Linked DNA regions of Homo sapiens: region 1 is linked to region 2. Evidence: chromatin loops called from intact Hi-C (ENCODE). Cell type or tissue: heart left ventricle. All regions are shown on one strand. Links, peaks and the distances in the headings refer to the core of each region. The heading gives the core; the rest is flanking DNA.

The links. A loop is a pair of places that touch in the nucleus more often than their neighbours do. Peaks named below come from ENCODE experiments on the same cell type or tissue, not always from the same donor. Only the 100,000 strongest peaks of a DNase experiment are listed, where the experiment ranks them.
Region 1: a loop joins it to region 2, with 3.0 times the contacts of the local background. A loop is called at or near these places in 1 of 110 quality-filtered maps.

Annotation. Positions count from the first base shown.
Region 1 is chr15:70,223,230-70,227,619 of GRCh38, reverse strand. No RefSeq gene overlaps it. Among named protein-coding and RNA genes, the nearest start is that of TLE3, 130 kb to the right of the region's middle. In heart left ventricle, for the core only: no CTCF peak of the experiment used is centred there; no DNase peak of the experiment used is centred there.
Region 2 is chr15:70,164,445-70,168,834 of GRCh38, reverse strand. No RefSeq gene overlaps it. Among named protein-coding and RNA genes, the nearest start is that of TLE3, 69 kb to the right of the region's middle. In heart left ventricle, for the core only: no CTCF peak of the experiment used is centred there; a DNase peak (open chromatin) is centred at 2,634; H3K27ac peaks cover 1,575 bases.

The DNA.
Region 1 (4,390 bases), core at 232-4,231, 59 kb before region 2:
GCAAATGGTGGGAAAAGGAAGGAGCAGGCCGGGACTATCTTGCTGATGCTGCTAACAGAAGGTGTCACCGTGTAGGGATTCACAGAAGAGGCCTTGGGATCAGATGACTTGGAGTCTAATCCCAGTCCCCAGTTTCTTAGCTAAGGACCCTGAGTGAGCTACTATCTCCTCTAAACTTCCATTTCCTCTGGGGTACAATGGTGGTCAGGTGCCCCAGAGGCTGACTCTGAGACAAAGATTGATGTGCAAATGATTTATGAGGAAAGCTTCCCAGGGAAGACTAGAGGGAGCAGGGCAGGGCTGGGGAGGAAGCCAGGCAAGGAGTGACTTCAGGCAAAGCCTCCTACTGCCCTTAGCGGGATTCCTGGGGAACTCAGAAGTGTTAAGTTTCTCTCTGATACTCTGCCCTTGACAGGAGGCAGGCTTTCCTACCCCCACCCTGCTGCCCACAGGCCTAGGACCCCTCCCTAGGGCACAGACTCCCAGGTAATAGGGACTCTCTCACCCACACAAAGTGACTCTAGCAGCTCATGGATCATCCTCCAAAGATAGTCACAGGTGCTAGGGCTCAAAAATAAACAATAGAAGTCAAAAGGGACCTGAAGACCATCAACAACATCCATTATACTCCCTCACATTGCTCCCAAAGGAAAGACTGAGATCAAATTTGTAAAGGCTTTATCACTGCGCCTGGCACACAGCAAGCAATAAAAGATAGCTATGATTGTCCAAAAAGGCTGAATGCACCAAGTGTTTAGGAAGTGCTAGGCCCTTGATGAGTACTAGACCTGGCTGGATGGAGCTGAGGAAGAGTGACCGGCACCTAGAGAGGCCTTTAGAGCAGCGCGGCTGGGAGTGGCCACCTCTCTTTTTATCCGGTGCAGCAAAAGACCCAGAATTCTCAGAACCGCCGCCGACCAAAAATGAAAAAACAAACAAAAAAATGGTATCAGCAATTAATTAGGCCTTTGCTTCAGTGCTCTGCTCTCTCTGTTTGCCTTCACCAGCTTAGCATCCAATTTTTTAGCTGAGAAGGAGGGGCAGCAGGTTTCTGAGATATTTTTTGCTAATGGGCTGAAATATTACACCCATAATTATAGCCTGGCTGCATATTTTTTTTCTTTTGCTCATTTTGTTCAGCGTGGCAAACATTGTATCTGATTACAGCCATTCATGTCTTCTTTATGAAATAGGGTTTATCACACTCGGCAGAAGGGATCAGTGGCGCTGGAGAAATTATCCAGGCTAAGAAACCCTCTATGGGCCTCTGCGGGGGAGAGGGATGCTGCCAGATCTTGTCTCCTTGGATGGGACAAGATGAGAGTGAGAGGGACTGGGACAGGAAGGATGGAGACAACCTGTCTCTGCTACTCTCCACCAGCCTGTTCCATTTTCTCCACCATCCCAACCTCCCCCCACCCATGCCCACTCCTGCCTCTGGGGCTTTGCTCATCCTGCCACCACCTTTGGCCCTTTTAAGAATGCCCTCCTCCTTCTTGTCTACCTAGACCAGTACAATGCCAAGTATGGTCCACAGACCAGCATCAGTACTTCCTAGGAGTCGGGAGTTTGCCCTCCCAACTATTGAATAGGATCTCTGCGTGCTGGGGCCCTGCAATTTGGATTTTAACCAGCCCTCCGGGGGATTCAGAAGCTCTCTCCAAAGCTTGAGACCCACTGAGCTAGATCAATCCTAAATCTAGGGCGTAGAGTCAAACGGGTCTGGGTTCCTGGTTCTGCCTCTTACGCTGTGCCATTGGGCAAGTTGTTTAATCTCTATGGACTTCAGTTTCTCATCTACAAAATAAATTATACCTGATTCGTGGGAGGAATTAAAATAATATTCTTAGATTGAGCCATATGAAATTTCAGGTTTTCTAGGCCAAGAACGCTTGAATAGCAGCAATTTCATGCGGTTCAACCCGATAGCTCCCTTCGTTTCAGCCTGCAGATCTCAGCTCAGACCACACCTCTGCATGAACCATCCATGATTACCCGGGCACAAAGTGCACGCATTCCTCGGAAAAAGCCCAGAGCTTCCTTTCCCAGCTTGTCAATTCCTTATGGGCTATCTCTGGTGCTTCTCTAGGGTGCCAATGTCATACGCTTCCCTCCCAGGCAAAGCCTCCTGGCCCCATATCCCTCACAGCAGAGGTTACTACCCATCTTTGACTTTTAAAAGAATTACTGACTGAGGCAGGAAGGCAGGAATTATTTGTTTAAAAGGAAGAGGGGTGGACAAGAGATACCGGGGATAAAAATGAGAGGTTTAAGATCCAAAGCAGAACCATAGTAGGTGTCAGGGGAAGACAAGTTCAAAGTGGAGTTTAACAGGAGGCGAGGAAAAGGCAGGAACCAGAGAGCTGCATTTCATGCCTGAAAAGGAGGCATCACACCATTGCAGACCCTCGGGTGTGAGAGGGGCTGCGGGGCACTTGACTGTGGAATGGCTCAAAGTGTGGTCCCTAGAACAGTAGCACCAGGTGTTACCTGGGCTTTGCACTCCCTCCAGCTGCTGAGTCAGAATTCCAAGAGTGGGACCTGGCAATCTGTTCAATCAGCTCTCTGGGTGACCCTGCTGCTCACTAACATTTTGAATCACTGGTTTTGTGTCTCTACCACTGCAGGTTCCTGTCCTCTTGAGAGGATCCTGCAAGTGGCCATGGAATCCACCCTTGAACACCTTCAGTGTTGGGAAGCTCTCTCCTTTCCCTTTCCAAAGCATCCTTTCCTCCTGCTGAGTGATGTCTCAGAAGAAAGAGCTGAAACTGGGGGGCGAGGGGCAGGGAGAGAAGATGTCAGGGTGGGAAGCAGTTTAGCAGGATGGAAAGGACTTTCCTCAACAAGATTCTCTGTGGCTAGATTTGCTTGAATACAGGAAGACTAATACTCCAGTAAGAGAATTACTTATTTGAAATTAACTCTTGATTATAAACTAAAATTACAGAAGGTCTTAATTACCCTTGAAATAAGTTAGTACTGGGGATATCTCACTATTGGTGGTGGGTAGAATGGGGAGGTAAGGGGTATCTCTAAACATCAGAGTAGGACTAAACACTGCCTGTTTAGGCTCTAATTTATTTTTATATTCTCAGCTCTTGAAAATGACCTACATGTTTACTGAATACCCACAGTAGGCCAGACACTGTTCTATATATTAACTATACAAGGTTTTGAACAGGATAGAAACATTTTCTGCCCTCATAGAGCTTACTTGCTGGGAGAGAAGACAGACAATAAACCAGGGAACCAAGCTGTGATATAATTTCACATTGTCATATATGCAGTGGTTTAAAAAAGTAAATGTTAAAGCACTTTTCCAACAAGGTTTACCCTAACCACCCTATTTAAAATCACAACCCCGTCCAGCACCCGTGATCACCCCTCAGCTGCTGTAGTTTTTCCCATAGCACATGCCACTTTCTAGAATAGCATAATTTAGGTATTTATTATATTTATTGTCTGTCTCCTCCCACCAGAATGTACTCCAAGAAGGCCAGGAAAAGAAAGTGTGGGGTGCTAATAGTGGGGTCTGTCTTAGTCACTGAAGCATCCCAGGTTTGTAAAGAGTGCTGAATCTGTATTATTTGGTGGCTTCCAACCAGGGGCAATTTTGCCCCCCAGGGACATTTTGCAATGTCTGGAGTCATTTTTAATTGTCACAAGTAGGAGGAGGATGCTCCTAGCATCTAGTGAGTAGAGGCCAGGGATGCTGCTGAACATGCTACAATGCACAGGAGAGCCTCCCCATCCCCCCGACACAGAAGGATCCATCCAAAAAGTCACGTGTTGAGGTTGAGAAAGCCTGTAGTAGAGAGTCAATAAATATGTGTTGGGCGGGTGGATTTAATGAGAAGAGAACGCCTATGGAAGGGTCCTATTTCACAGAGGGTAGTCACAGATGCCTCTCTGAGAAAAGGGCATTGCTTGGAGAACTGAACAATATCATGGAGCAAGCCACGTGGAGGGCCAAAGAAAGAACTTTCCAGGCAGAGAGACCAGCAAAGGTGAAGGCCTAGCATCAGAAGCAAGCTCCAGAGCTTCAACATGCTGCGAGAAGGATGGTGTGACTGGGATGAAGGGGAGAGGTGCTGAGGCCTGAGGGGAGGCAGGAGGGGCAGGGGTCAGACTTCAGAAGCTCTGCAGACCAAGGGACACAGCCTGGGTGTTATTTTAAGCAAGGTTCAAAGTCATGTAGGGAAGTAATGCGAACTGATTTATCCTCCGGTCTCTGCTTGGGGGATAGAGTTTAGCGGGGAGCAAAGTGAAAGTAGCAAAACCAATTAAGATAGAACTGCAGTGGTTCTAGGAAGAAACGTGGGGCCTGCCTTAGGGTGGGAGCAGAAGAGGAGGGGTGAGAAATGGGCAGCTTGGAGGGTGTATTTGGAAG
Region 2 (4,390 bases), core at 252-4,251:
AATCATTTTCCAGAAGATTCCAAAATGCCCAAAGATGACTTATCAAGTTACAAGTTTGTTTTCATATTTCAAATCTATGCCTTGATTGGCATTCAATTTGTGATTTGGTAGTAATGAAGTATATTGTCAATGACATAAACCTGTTTGGTTCGGCAAGTAAACTGGAACGATGGTCCTGAGCGGTGCTAGGTTTTGCTTGTTGGTGCTGCCTTTAGGGGCTTGCCTTTAGACATCAGAATCTTAAAGAGTGACTTCCAGGAAGAGGTGTAGCATCTACTTGGGTATATGGTTCTGATTTTTTTTTTTTTAAGACAAAGTTTTGCTCTTGTTGCCCAGACGGGAGTGCAATGGCGTGGTCTCAGCTCATTGCAACCTCTGCCTCCCAGGTTCAAGAGATTCTCTTGCCTCAGCCTCCCAAGTAGCTGGGATTACAAGCGCCCACCACCACACCTAGCTAATTTTTGTATTTTTAGGAGAGACGAGGTTTCACTATGTTGGCCAGGCTGGTCTCGAACTCCTGACCTCAGGTGATCCACCCACCTCGGCCTCCCAAAGTGTTGGGATTACAGGCATAAGCCACCGTGCCTGGCCTGGTTCTGATTTTAAATGTTAACTCGGTGTAGTGATATTAACTTTCCATGCGTTTCCTTTTCTCAAACATGTTTCCATAGTGTTCAAGGTGAAGGAGCACTAGCATGTATGAGGAGCAATAAAATATATTGCACATAAGACATCCTGATAGCAATCCATTATATCAACCTATTTTACCTAAATAATAAAAGTATTCTGAAAAAATTGGTTAATAGTAAATGGCTACATGGTGTTGTGTAACAAGTGTATTTTACATGAAATATTTAACATTATGAGGTGTATCAGATTTTAAGTAAGTTCGCCTAAGTGGTATTCCTTAGGACCTGTTACAAGGAATGCTTTTCTTTTATTTTTTTTTTATAGAGGAAATAAAACCCATTCATCAATCAACATGAAACAAACAATATTCTATAAGGACCTACACTGTGGATCAACTACAAACATAGGTTCAGGAGTGCTTGTATCCCATTCATTCTCCTAAATAGGTTAAATATTCCCCCTGCCCTAGACAGTCACTTAGTGAACCCTTCTCTCCCTGGCTGCCATGTGCAAATAGCCACTTTCCAAATGAGCCTCATAGACTAGACTATCTCATGGCCCCACTTCAAAGCTTCAAAAACAAAAAGCATTAATTACACATACCCTCTCCTGTATAAACCCTCTTCTGATGATCAACTAAAATATATATTCCAGGGAGGAAAGTGCCTTGGAATAAAATGCCCAATACAGGGGCCGTACATTGTCCATTTTCTAGCCTGTGCTCTGGGCATTGGTTTGTTCTTTGAAATCTCACTACTTTGGAAAAGTGCTTTTCCAGAGTCAGACTCACTAGATTCAGATGCTAACTCTGTCTCTCACTAGCTGTGTGACCTTGGACAAGTTGCTTAACTTCTCTGTGCCTCATTTCCTTCATTTGTAAAATATGAAAAATGGGCTGAGTTGATCCGAACTCCAATTTCATGGGCACTGGTGGGTCTAGGGCAGGGGTCAATAAACTTTTTCTGGAAAAGGCCAGATTATAAATTTTTCCAGCACCGATGGCCAGAGTTTGCCTTGAAGAGCACTGAAAGATGAGGCTGGGGGCAGGAGGGCTGTGCCCAGTCTGTGCTGTGCCCCTATTGCTGGCTCCTGTTAGGCTTTGGAGCCTTCTCCCCAGAGCGGAGCCACACAGCCCAGCTCCCCACTCGTGTGCCCCGGCCATGACCTCTTCCCCTCCGGTGAATTATATTCTACAGCTAGAATTGCCCCTGAGATCAGCTAGCGCATGCCCTTGTTTTTTAAGTGAGGAAACTATGGCCCAGAGAAGAGTAGAGATTTCCCCAAGGCCTCCCAGCCCATGGCCTGCCAGTGTCCCTGCCTGTGGCGCTAGGGAAGCCCCACCCTGGCCCTCTGTGGAATGCAAACTACAGAACTGTGGGCCCAGGCAGGACCATGGCTGGCCCAAACAAGGCCATTGTGAGAATTATAAAAAAGACCCCTTCCTCTGGAGATGTAAACGCCACGAGTGCCCACGGCATGCCAGCAGATTGTAGGGATTCAGCCCCCTTTTGGCTCCACAATAGTGTGCAACCTGCACGGCCGTACATGGAGGCCCTGGGCCCATGCCTTGTAGCAGGGATCGTTGCTAACCTTGGCAAACCTGAGACCACAGACCCATCTGGAGATGTCGGGAAATACTCAGCTTCAGGCTCTCATTGCCAGATAGGAGTACACTCCCCATGTACCAGAAATCTAGATTTTCAAGTGAAATTTGCAGTTTGTAAATGTTGGCAAGGGATTCCATTTTCTATTGTTTTATTTAAAAAAAAAAAAAAAAACCCATGCTAGTGGATCCTGTGCAGAGCACAAGGGGCGAGTCTGTGGGCTGACAGACTTGCCATCTGACTTACTCCAAACCTCTTGCAATACAGATGTGAGATGACAGGGAAGTGACTTGTCCAAGGTGACACCTGGAACCAGTGACAGCCTGTCCTCCAGCCTTCCCTAGTGCCTGTGACCCACACAGCACCTCTGTTTCACAAGTCAGCATGAATTGCATACACACCTCCCGGCCTGGCCCAGTCCCCAGCTGATATTTTTACCAAATGTCACAGCAGTTTGCAGGAAGGCCCAGGGTCTGGCTTGAGCCAGTAAATTATGATCGCTTGCCAGAGAGCTGTAAACAGGATTCTGATTAATGAATTCCTTAATGGCTGGGCCTGAGTGCAGACCTTGTCTGAGTGTCACCCCAGGCAGATACACGAGGAGGAATTGGCTGGGCAGTGGGAAGATTTGTGTCATGTCTTTGCCTCGGAAAGGGTGCTCCAAACCTGCTGGCCCTGAGCGCCTGAGTAACTACTCCTCCCTCTCTCCTAATTGTGGGCCTGCCGCATCTGAGTTCACGCCAGCCCGTGTGTGCAGAAGACCAGGGAAAGAGATGATTGAGCCTCGAGTGAAAATAGAATTGGCTGGCCTCCACTGTGATCTCAAGAAACTTGAAAATGCCCTGTCTGAATCCAAACAAAGAGCCGAGAAGCCTTTTTCCCCATGCTGGTGCTTTAAGGACCCCCTGCCTGAGGCCTGAGCCAGAGCAGAAAGCCCTGGAATCTCTACCTTTCTTAGTTGGGAATTGGAAACTCAGGCCACAGGAGCCAGACACACACTTGTCCAGACTCCCCAGGGATCTGGGAAGAATGGAAACATGGGAAAGTCACTGACCAGGAAACATCCTGCTGTGTGACCATGAGGCCAATCTCCTGACCAGTCCGGACCTTGCGTCCTCTTCTGTGACATGAAAGGCCTGGAGCACGTTGTTCACCCAGCACCTAGTACAGCCACAGGGGTGAGGTCAGAGCTAAGACCAGAGCAGGAATGGCAAGCAAACTGCGTGTGTGCCCCCGCCCCGCGACTGCACCCAGGGCAAACATCACCGATCGATCCTGGCCCTCCTTCCCACTGAGCTGGGGCCAGACCTCACAGCTTTTCTCACTGCAGAACTCAGGGCAGCACCACCAATCAATCACAGCCAGCAAGGGTGAGAAAATCGATCTGCCATCCCCAGACTGGAAGATTTGTCTTTTGTGCTCAGTCTAAGAGTGGCAGCTTGTGTGGCAGAAAGAACACTGGACGGGGAGTCGGGAGACCTAGCTAATTGTCAGGCTCTGCTGTCAGCTGGCCAGGGCACCAGGCCTCTCTGAATTCCTCAAAGTCCTTTTCTGCCCTGAGGTCATGGACGAGTAAGAGCAGGGTCTATTAATATAATCACAATGGGCGCTTATGTCTCAGGTACTGGGCAAAGCACTTCATGCCCTTTTCTCACTTAGTCGTCATAAAACTTGACAAGGGGGATTAGGATTGTCCCCATTTTGCAGAGAAGGAGATTGAGGTTCAGACAGGTTAAGTGAAAAGCTCAAGTTTACAACTAGCAAGTGTCCAAACTGAGAGTTAAACCCAGGCATCTTGTGGCAAATTAAATATGTCCACAATGTCTTTGAGGTTCCTTCCATCAAGAGGTGGGATCTGTTTCCCTCGTCCAGTCAATCTGGACTCACCATGACTAACAGGATGTGATGGAAAGGTACCAGCAAGTTCAGCAGCCTGGGCCCCAAAGGCCTGACAGCTTCTGCTCTTGCCCTTGGGATGCTGCCCCAAGGCTGCTTGTCTATCTTATTGGAGGGTGAGAGGACACTTGGAGGAGAACTGAGGCACTCCAGCATCAAACATGTGCATCAAGCCACGGTGGATTCCCCAGTCCAGCAGCCCTTCCAGCCCACCCTCCTGCTGAATGCAGCTGAGCGAATGAGCCCAGCAGAAAGCAGCA